Regions from separate parts of the Homo sapiens genome. Here region 1 is linked to region 2. The links are chromatin loops, found by intact Hi-C in ENCODE. Cell type or tissue: heart right ventricle. All regions are shown on one strand. Each heading gives the region's core, and the rest is flanking DNA. Links, peaks and the distances in the headings are about the cores only. Region 1 overlaps AHRR (aryl hydrocarbon receptor repressor). Region 2 overlaps PLEKHG4B (pleckstrin homology and RhoGEF domain containing G4B).

The links. Peaks named below come from ENCODE experiments on the same cell type or tissue, not always from the same donor. Only the 100,000 strongest peaks of a DNase experiment are listed, where the experiment ranks them.
Region 1: a loop joins it to region 2, with 4 times the contacts of the local background. A loop is called at or near these places in 15 of 110 quality-filtered maps.

What each region holds. Positions count from the first base shown.
Region 1 is chr5:428,168-433,530 of GRCh38, forward strand. It overlaps AHRR (aryl hydrocarbon receptor repressor), which reads left to right. Exons shown (of 11, transcript NM_001377236.1): 9 at 4,296-4,357; 10 at 4,639-4,780. PDCD6-AHRR (PDCD6-AHRR readthrough (NMD candidate)) reads left to right here. Exons shown (of 13, transcript NR_165163.2): 11 at 4,296-4,357; 12 at 4,639-4,780. Among named protein-coding and RNA genes, the nearest start is that of EXOC3-AS1, 12 kb to the right of the region's middle. RefSeq lists enhancers at 2,691-2,970, 3,111-3,230. In heart right ventricle, for the core only: a CTCF peak has its summit at 2,975 (motif pointing left); no DNase peak of the experiment used is centred there; H3K27me3 peaks cover 2,651 bases.
Region 2 is chr5:185,982-191,344 of GRCh38, forward strand. PLEKHG4B (pleckstrin homology and RhoGEF domain containing G4B) reads left to right here. Exons shown (of 20, transcript NM_052909.5): 20 at 1-3,985. Among named protein-coding and RNA genes, the nearest start is that of LRRC14B, 2.8 kb to the right of the region's middle. RefSeq lists a silencer at 113-407 and enhancers at 2,494-2,673, 2,633-2,927, 2,974-3,113, 5,179-5,228. In heart right ventricle, for the core only: CTCF peaks have their summits at 2,770 and 2,980; a DNase peak (open chromatin) is centred at 2,780; H3K4me3 peaks cover 902 bases; H3K27ac peaks cover 2,099 bases.

The DNA of each region.
Region 1 (5,363 bases), core at 49-5,048, 240 kb after region 2:
AGATGAAACAATGTTTTTCAAACTCGTATTTGCAAACTGGCACCAAACGTTGCCTGTATCGATTCATTCCTAAATCATCCTGTTACAGAACCAGTTTCAGAATAAGTGTCCTGACCCCGTGTCCTCAAGAAAATGCGGAGCTGGCTGTGGCCCCTGCCTTTCTCCATCTCTTGGCTGCCCGCCCTTCACACCGTCTGTCTATGGACAAGTGGAGGTAGTTCCCGGCTGCAGGACATGCCGGAGAGATGCGTCCCTGGTGGGCAGATGGAGGGTGAACGGCACAGCTGCCCCTCCAGCTGGTCCTCGTCCCTGGCCAACCCAGGCCTACCCACAGCTCCCTCAGCCTTTCAGAAGTAGAAAACACCCTGTTGGTCCCCGAGCTTGTTGGTACTAGGGACCAGTTTGGTGGAAGACAATTTTTCCACAGACTGGGAGTGGGGGGATGGTTTCAGGATGATTCAAGCACATTACGTTTACTCACTATGCATTTCATTTCTGTTTTATTACATTGTAATATATAATGAAATAATTATACAACTTGGCATAATGTAGAACCAGTGGTAGCTCTGAGCTTGTTTTCCTGTAACTAGGCGGCCCCATGGCGGGGGTGGGGGTGATGGGAGACAGTGACAGATCATCAGGCATTAGATTCTCATGAGCTCGAACCTAGGGCTCTCCCTCACATGCACAGTTCACAACAGGGTTCACAGTCCTGTGAGAATCATGCCCCAGCTGAGCTGACAGGCAGTGGAGCTCTGGCGGTCACGCGAGCAGTGGGGAGTGGCTGTAAATATAGATGAAGCTTCACTCGCTTGCGCAGGGCCCACCTCCTGCCATGCAGCTTGGCTCCTAGAGGCCATGGACGGGTACCAATCTGTGGCTGGGGGCTGGGGACCCCTGCCCTTGGGGATTCGTGTCTATAGTTTCCTAGAATGTGTTAAGTCTGCCTTGCGTGCTGGGAGAGATGCAAATGCTGTGCCTATAGAAACTGTGTTCCACCTGCTGGGAACACACCAGTGAGGTAGGGCCGGGGCTGCCAGGATGCCAGAGATCCAACTTCCTCTCAGAGAATCGTGCAGGAGTGAGGTAGGGCTGGGCCGCCAGGATGCCAGAGATCCAACTTCCTCTCAGAGAATCTTGCAGGAGTGAGGTAGGGCCGGGGCCGCCAGGATGCCGGAGATCCAACTTCCTCTCAGAGAATCGTGCAGGACCCCTTCCCCGGCCACCTGGGCGAGTTGCCGCTCCTGCCACTTCCTCCTGGGACAGCCTGATGGGGCGGGGCTGAGCGCAGGGCAGAGGGGTGGTCTGGGCCGGCCCTGCCCCTGCCCCCTGGCCCTCAGCCCCCGGGTCCTTGGCTGTCGGTGAGGTGCTCCTGCTCTGTGACTCCGAGACCCACCCGACTTGTCCTCGGCCCCTCGGCGCTGCAGGCCCAGGCCCTGGTAACCAAGTGCAGCTCAGCCTTGCCGCGCGATCCTGCAGCCGCCACTGGGCAGCCCGCTTTGTTCGTGGCCTCCCCACTCTGTGGGTAGCAAATACTGAGTGGGAAAGGAATCTTAGCAGGCGTCGAATTCAGCTCCCCAGCCAGCCCAGTGGGAATCTCTGGCATAGCGCCCAGGAGTGATTGGCTGAGGCTGCACAAACCCCACACGGAAAACATTGCTGGGTTCAGACAGAACCTTGAGAGCAGATTCTTCGTGGTGTGACTCGAATCTCACTGCCTGGGGTTGCCACGGCCCTGTGTTGGCTGAGCGCTCTCTGCTCTGTTTGCCTTGCCCCGGGTTACGGTTTCCAGATATGTCCTGATTCCGATGCTCCTCCTCTGTGCATGGACAGCCCCGGGGATGTTCACAGCAGATGGAGCTGTGCAGACCGGAGCAGACGTCCCCGCCCTGTTCTGGGCGCTGCCTTTACTGCTGTACCTGCTGTGGCAGGCGCGTTGGGGTGATCTTAAGTTGCAGTCACGTGTGTTGCCTTGTGGTCCGACTTTGAATTCTAGCTGCATTCCTTAACTTCCATTAGTATTCAATTTCATTTTTTAGATGCGGTCTTGACTGACCTTGTCAGAGTCCAGGCTCCCGAACTAGTTTGAGATCTGGGACTCAGCAGCACCCGGCACGCTGCCGTCCCTCCTGTTCTTTGGCGCCTTTGACGGGCAGCACATCTTCTGTATTCACACCCGTGCCCTCCGTGGGAGCACCAGGACCCGCCACTGAGCCCCCTCTGGGAGGACCCCGTCACACGCCTGCTGGCTTCCCGATGCAGAGGATACGGCCGAGGGCCCTTTCGCCCCAGGGGACCTGCAAAGGAGGACCTTGGAGGCTCTGGGACGCCCTGCTCAGTGTCCAGGGTTGACTGTGAAGGGCTTCTGTCTGCAGGCCCCAAGGCCACCTTGCCGGCACTCACGGTGGTCTCTGTTGTGGGCGTGAGTTCCATCCTCACCTTTGACCTCTTTCAGATAACCGTTTAGACAGCTCTACAGTCTGACAGCAGCAGCGGTTATTTGAAGGTTTTCATGCTGTGTTGGTTTCCACGTTCGTTACTCATTTCTGCTTATGAGCAGCTTCTGCCTGGGCCCTGCTAGCCCCACCTCACTGCTGCTGTCTGAGGGTGGACAGAGGGCAGCTCCAGGGACGGCCAGGACACGGGTCAGCCTGCTGAGGCCCACACATCTCTGGAAGGTTTTAAATTAAATGTATGTACCTTATTTTAAAGGATGGAAATGTAGAGTGCAAGGGAGGAACATAGAATTCTAAAGGGAAAAGAAGTAAATGCTACATAGGTGCACAGAAAAGGACCTGGGGTCTCTGCAGGGCTCGGGCCCAGGTCTTCCGGCACCTACAGGGACCACGCAAACCCTGGAACACTGTCCTCCGCTTACCGTCACCGTGGAGTTTCCACTGCACATGGCAAGCCCGGTCTTCCCTGGGAGTTCCCAACCCTAGAAGCAGAGGGGACGCAGCCCCCTGGTGTCAGAGCAGGGCAGGGCAGGCCTGGCCCTGTGTGCGCACAGCCCTGTCCCGGCCCTGGGGTGGAGCGTAGGTGTGGGATCACAAGCTCAGGTGTGGGGCCGAAGGTCACAGCGCTCCTCCTGCGGCCTGGACGAGACCCCCTGTGGGGCTGTGAGGGTGGGGTGGAGCCCAAGGCACATAAAGCTGGCACACAACTTCAGCTCAACAAACATGTTATTCAAACTCAGAAGGGGGAAGAAAACTTGCCAAACCAAGAATACTGACTCCCATGAGCCGAAGGCTTTTGGAATTCTCCCCACCCTGCTCTGAGCTGGATTCAGAAGCCGGCTTTCAGGATACACCTTGTGGTCCACCAGTCCTGAGCCGCAGGACTGTGGTCCAGGGCACCACAGTGGTGCAAGATGCAAGGTGCATTCTGCAGAATCAGAGCCCTGAGGCAGTGGCAGCAGCCTCCAGCGGCCCCCAACAGCAGCCCCCATGGCCCCCAGCAGCGGCCCCTAGCAGCCCCCAACAGCCCCCCAGTCTTCCACAGCTTTTCCCACAGGGGTTTTGTGACATGATCTTGATCTGCCTCTTCCTGAAGCCCATTCTGTGAATTCCTCTGCTCGCCATAATTCACTGGGACCCCCATGTCAACACACCCTGTGCTTTGCAGCCATTCATGGACATAGATGGGGCATTGTGAGTCTTGTGTTAGTCATGGGCCTCCTGGAGGTGCCCAGAGGACAGAGAGGAGGGCAGCACCGGAGCTGTGGCTGTGGGGCCAGTCAGATGGGTTTGAACTCAACTCTGGGACCTGCTGGTGGGGCAGCGCTACTTACTGTTTCTCTTTTGAAAAGCAAAAGAAAATAGAATCTACCAGGGTGAGTTGTTGGGATTTAAGATTCAGATCAGTGTGATGCGTGTGTGGGTACACACACATGTCCCGTGTGAGTTGGTCTCCAACTCACCTCAGTGTTCACTTCCTGGAACATAACTACCTGGAGTCATGAGAATGGACCGTATTTTCTTTCTGGCCTTCCAGGAAAAAAATATAAGCTCTAAAAATCATCCTATGATTTTATCCTTCTACTTTCTGAAGCAAATTCATTAGCCCTTCATTGGCCTGAAAAGTGACGTGACAATATTTTCAGTAAACCTGTAACTGAGAAAATAACTTTCCACACTATAAAGAATTAAACAAGAGTGAACTATTGTTTCTGTCTTCACTGCTCAGGTGTGACAGCAATACCTGTCATTATTAATTTCTACCATCAAAACATGTTTCATCCACATGTCATCTTGTTCATCCGTCACATGTCACATGTTCATCTGTGTTCTTCACAGAGTAAAAGCCACCACCAGTCTGTGCGAATCGGAACTGCATGGAAAACCCAATTACTCAGCAGGTACTTAGAACATTTCTTATCTGATCTTTTCCACATGGGTAAAATGTGTTTCTGCCCTTGGAGAGCTTCCCCGCCCAGTGGAGATGTTGGCGTATTCCATGGAAAAGCCATTTTGCAGAGACTTGGTGTCTGTCCTGCTGTGGACAAGTGCCGTTCCTGGGCTCTGGTCTGTGCATTTCTGAGGAGCCGATGGGTCCTGCCTTGCTGAGAACAAGCAACCGTCTTCCAGGAGCTCCTCAGCTCGCACCGTGACGGCTTCCCCCCCCTCTAAACCCCAACAGGAAGGAGCAGCAGAGAGAGCGGCGTTTTGGTGCTCAGGGAACAGACTGACGCTGGCCGATGGGCACAGGTTCCCGCCAGGGCCCCATGCCTGTGCCTCCGGGGTGGCCCTGACCTTGTCCTTGACCCCAAGGGGGGCTCAGGGTAAGTGGTGCCAGGCAGCCTCCCCCAGCCCTGGCAGCTCCCTAAGTCACCGTGGAGGCCAAAGAGCGGGTGGGGGAGTGATTAAGAAGAAAAATAAAAAAGACGACAGCAGCCTTGGCCACCACACGAGCCACAGCTAACCTTACTCTCTGTGGAGCTGTCCACACAGCTTCCCGGACTGGAAGTCACGTGTGTCGCTGGGGACTGACCCCGGGAAGCAGTGGTCCAGGGATGTTGGGAGCGAGGATGCCCCGTGGGCTCTGGGACCCGCCCTCACCTGTCACTCGGACCCTGGGTCACCCGGCTCCAACCTCATCTTGCCTTTGCTCAGAGCCCTCTCTCCCCCCTCTCCCTCCCCAGGGCCTGCCTGCCACCCAGGTGGGCCTCCTCCCCTTTCCTGACCAGCCCAGCTGTGCCCCACAGGCCCCTCCCCACTCTCCAGGTCACCATCTCACAGTCATGCAGTGCCAGTCCCAAGGCACGTGGTGTCCTGTTGGTCAGCAGCAGAGCTTGGCCACAGAAACTGCTGGACATGGTGTTTTCTGCTTTGCAGTTCCCTGGGACCATTTGCACCGCCCTTCCC
Region 2 (5,363 bases), core at 48-5,047:
ACTTGGTCTGGGCAGATGCAAAGGCCACCCTGCAGGGCTGAGGTGTCTGTGGGGAAGGAGGTGCCCAGCCCTGGGAGGCCATCTTGCTCCTGCTTTTTATTTAACCCATGGGGCTCTTTGGCCTCATTTTCTGTTTTTTGAGTTTCTCGTGCACTCCAAACTGTCCTGGAGCCAGCCCTGGTGTGAAACAGAGGCTTCCTGCTGGCAGAAGAGGCCCACCGAGTTACGTCCACACCAGCTGGCCCTGGGCACCTCTCTCTCTGGCCTTCTGTCCACACTGGGATTTGGCTCTGATTTCCAGAAGGCAGGGTTAGGAAACACCTGTTTCCAGGCAGAGTAATGCTTCTGTCTGAATCAGGCCTCATGGGCTTCACCAGCAGACACGAAGGTTTCATTTAGATGGCGAACACGTGTTCTCATTTCTCCAGGGTTCTGGACCCGTGAGCTGAAGCAGGTGCTGAGAAGTGGGAGAGGCGGCCACTGGGTCCCTCAGGGTCACTCACCCCGCCACGTGAGGCCACTTCCGCCCAGCACTGGGGGCGCTGGGAGCTGAGGGGCCCACAGGGGACGTGGGAGACAGCCCCGATGCGTCCCCATCCGCAGTGACGCTAGCGCGGAGTCGTCGCCAAGCACGTGGAGGGACAGCCCTGGAGCCCTGGCCTGGCCCAGCATCTCCCAGAGTCACTTCCTGATGCCTCCCCAGCCCTGCCCAGGAAGGGTTTGTGGCCACAGCCCCACAGCGGCCCCCTCGCCTCGACCACCAGTGCCTCCTTCCAAGCTGCCTGAGCAATCCTGGGTGGTGAGCTCCACCACTCCCACCCACGCCTCAGCACTGGGACCCCCCAGGGATGGTGTGGGGATTCCTGCCCCCCGTCCATGCCTCAGCACTGGGAGCTGGGAAGGTGTGTGATTTCCTCCCCCACCTCAGTACTGGGACCCCCAGGAAGGGTGTGTGGCCCCACCATCCTGAATGCTCAGGGCTGGTGGTCAGCGAGGTGGTTTCTAAACCAAGCCCTGGGAGGAGCCATCCTGGGACTGTGCTTGGACAAGGTTGGGGCTCCCGCAGTGAGCTCTAGCCCTCCCCAGGACCCTCCCACGGCCCCAGGGTGCCGGCCTTCAGATTGACCCCATTCGTGGATGAGTCTACAAGGCTCCCCAGTGCCCAGCAAGAGTGTTTTTACATTCAGAGGTGAGGAAGGGGTGCCGGCATCTGCCCCAGACACAACCGGGCAGGTACAGATGTCATCCCCTTGAGGACAGCAGGGAGGCGACTCAGGAGAGGCTGATCAGACGGGAGCCGCATCCCCATCACCTTCCAGAGAGACCTCTTCTTTTGCCAGGTGTCGTGAGGGCTGTGGCTTAGCTGGGCCTGCGTCCATCCCCGGTTCTGGGGAGATGCCCGGGCCCCTCCTGGATGGCAGCAGCAGTGGAGGTTTGGGTTTTGAGGGAGCCCTAAGAACCTGAGAGACTTAGATGGAGCATGGCACGCCCTGGAGAGTCCACGTCCCCAGACCCCTCATGCCAACACCATTCCACCCAGCAGTTTCTTCCCTGTGGTCAGAACAAAACCCCCAAGCCTCAGGCCTCAGGCTGGTTTTCTGACAGGCAAAATGCTCCTTACATAAGGAAAGACCTTTCCTTGGCTGACCCTAAAGTAGCCAAGGGGAGCTCACATCGCCTGGCCTGCCGCCACCACCAGGCTGCCTGACCAGCTCACCGCCTTGTTCTAGATGCTTCTGAAGCAACAGCTCGCCTGGCCCCACCCCCATCAAGCATCTGCTGGGCAGCCTCCCTCCCCGGCCCGCCTGTAGCTCCCAAAGGTCTCAAGCCTCAACATCCTGGTAACCAAGTGCACCCAGAGGGCTGGCAGGGTCACATGGAGGCAGGGGACCCTTGGCCCCAGGGTGGTCGTCTTCCCAGGAGGTCCGCCTGTCAGGTCAGAGGGCAGCAGGAGGCCACCCCACCTCCCCGGGTTCCCTCGAGCATTCCTTTGTCAGGAGCAGCTCCCCCAGGATCCAGGCATCCCTGGCCCCCCTTTGCCCCCGCCCTGCTCTCAGGAGCCCCCTGCCAGGTGCTCTGACCACAGGAAACAGGAGCCCTCAGGGCCACTGCCAGAGGACGGATTCTGCTGCCAACCAGAGGTCCTGGGGCTGGCGGCGCTGGTGTGCCTGCCCTGGGCCTTCAGCAGCCCCCATAAGGAGAAAGCTCCAGCCTCCCGTTCAGAGAAGGCTCCATCCTGGGGACACGCCTCTCCCAAGGTCACCCACGTGGGGGCTTTGTTACTCATGCTTCCCAGACTGCGTGCTGTGTCAGAGTTTTCACACCTGCCTGATGTCCTGGGGGGGCTCACAGAGGACCGACCCTGCAGGGAGATGCTGACCCACCCTGAGACCCAGGAGAAGAAAACGGCCAGGGTCCAGGCTGCTCCCACCATCCCTGGGGGATTAGCACCTTGGCTGAGCCCGAACTGACCACCTGGGGCGTAGGTCCAAGATTTAATTACAAAACGATAGGTGAATGTGGGTTCTGTGTGCCTGTGACATAGAGAATGTTTTCCACACCGCGTGTGAAATGACGAGAGCTTTTGTGTCACACATGTAGCTGCTACGAGACAGACGCTCTTGTTCCGGATCAGAGCAGCAGACAGAACCGGCACTTTTAGGGTCCAAACCCTGTTGCCCACAGAACGCCCATGACACCAGCTGGGTGGAGCTGCCGCCGAGTCCACGCCCCGTCTGGCTGGGACCTGGAGCTCCCCTCAAGCTGCAGATCCACTCTGCACCACAAGGTGGCCTCGCAGAGGAGCCTCCCGAGCTTTGGAACCAGAGGCAGGCTCAGCGATGCTCTCCATCCGGCCTGGCCCCACCGTGTGTATCAGGTGTCAGAGGCCTTGCTGGGTGCCAGGCCACGTCTGTGCTGTCACAGCTTTGAGGGGCCAGCGGGTCCTAGGGAGAGGCCCGTGCGACGTGAGTAACAGCAGTTTTTCTTCTGACAGCTGGGATGGAGGTGGGTCCTCCAGGGAGTGCCCCAGTCCTCGAGAGCCAGACTTGTGCACGGGCCTGGAAATGAAGGTCTCAGGCAGGGGCTGCGCACACCGATGGTCAGCATTGCCGTTCGGGGCCTGCAGTCGCCCATAATGGGCCCTGCCCCCTAGGCCTGGCCTCTTTTGCTTTCCTCCTGGATGGTTCCTCTACCCCTGGTCCAGCAGGGACTCAGCAGTGCCTGCCAGCTGCAGACCCCCATGCTCCTGCAGCCTGGAACCCTCCTGCCCTCCAAAGGTCATGGGGTGACCCAGGGTGGGAACACCAGACCCCCTCACCCCGTGTCCACCGCCCATGGCCGGGCTCACAGTGTCTCAGAGCCGTGGTGAGCCATCCTAGGACCAGTGTACCTCACAACCTTTCAGACCAGTGAAGGCCAGTGGGCTGGGTGGTCCAGGCATGTCCCCAACGCAGGTCCAGCCATCTCTGCACAGAACTGGAATCTCGGTTCATTTCGGTTTCAGCAGGTCCCATGTAGTTAGCAGGACAGCACTTGAGTTAGGTCTGAGAAAGAACGCCTGTTTGTCATGGCATTTCCTGTAAGGAGCCCAGAGCCGTGGCCCCAGGTTGGGACGGCGGCGCCAGAGCTGGGCCTGAGTCTGACCCAACCTGTGCTGAGTGGTCCTGCTGGAATGGGAACCCCAAGAGGACCACCCCTCTCTAAAAGAAGGGAAAACAGTAAGCGAGAGGGAGGCTGCAGGGGCCCAGACCTTGGCTGACCTTCCTAGCCATGGTCTCCACCCTCCGAGACCCAGGGGCCCCGCAGTGACAGCAGGGTGTTGGGCCACACAGAGCCCGAGTAGGTAAAGGAAGGTTCTGGAAACCACTTTTCAGAACCCAAAAGGTGTCTGGGAAATGGCGTTACCTGCCACTGTTGTTAAGTGTTTACTTTGTATCAATACTGAATTGTTAAAAATTTTAATCATAAAAACCAATGGAACATGTTTTTCTACTGTGTCCTTCGAGATTCTCTTATCTGGTCCTGGAAAGGGGCCGTGTGTCTGGGGAAACCTCTTGTGCACCTCATGAGGGGAGCCCGGGGGCCCACATCGGCTGGCCGAGGGCGGCCACCCCTGAAGGGTGGGGTCAGGGCCCACCCACCTCTTCACACACACCTCCGCCTGCTGGACAGTGCCTGGGCCCCACAACGGAGCACAGTCCCTTCTGCATGGGTCGCCTCCCGGGGAGAGGCATTGCTCAGGCTCAGGGAACAAACTGGGGAGGGTCAGACAGGGAGGCTGGTGGGGCACCCATGACCAGCACCCTCCAAGCTTGCTCAGCAGCCTTCCCCCTCCCACTGCTGTTTCTCTTTCTGTCTCCCCGTCTGTCTGTCTTTCTCAGTCTCTGTCTCTGCCTACCAGTCTCTCTCTCTCTCTCTTAGTCTCTGTCTCTCCCTTTCTGTCTCTCTCTCAGTCTGTCTCTTTCTGTTTCCCTTTCTCTCTCCCTCAGTCTCTGTCTCTCTCCCTCTTAGTTTCTGTCCCTCTGTCTCTGTCTCAGTCTCCGTCACTCACTTCTCTCAGTCTCCCTCAGCCTCTGTCTCATGGCCGTGACCCTCCAAAGCCCATGGACACGTGGTGCCCTGTAGTGATGTGTGCAGTGATGTGTGCAGCGATGTGTGCTGACCCTGCCCTGAGTGGCAGTGTCACGGGGAGAGGTGAGTGCAGCACCCATCAGCTGTCCAACACGGTCAGTGCTGGGAGTGAACCATCAGGCACCGCCCCCCAACACAGGTGTATCCCATTCCCTGCAGCTTTCCCTGCCGCACAGGCGGCAGGGTTGCAGACAGGACACTGCAGCTCAGAGAGAGCTGGGGGCTCATCCGAGGCCATCAGGGAGGCTCCACCTCTCCCAGCCACTCTCTCCCATGGAAAGTAGGGAAGCCACCCCCGCCGGGTCCTTGGGGAGAAGGAAAGGCACAGGGAAGGGGCAAAACAGCAGCTCCATTCCTGGCCACTCGTCTCACCCCAGATGCGAGGCGAAGTGTGGGAGCGGCCCCAGAGGCCACTGTGGAAAGGGAACTGGTTACCGAGTGAGGCGCAGGGGCCTGGCCTGTTCTCTGCCCCGTTGACTGGTGGGGGAGGTGCCCAGAGCTGGGCAGTAGCCCCGCTTGGATGGTAAACAGGACCTGCCCGCTGGCCTCACCGGCCGCCAGCACGAACGCCTGCCAAGACTGGCTTTCTGCAGCATGGAGCACAGGCTTCTCTGCCCAGCCCTGCCATGGGCACGGGCTGCCTTTCTGTGTCGGCTGGGTGCCTGAGCCAAGCAGCTCCCAACGGCTGGGTGCCTGAGCCAAGCAGCTCCCAACGGCTGGGTGCCTGAGCC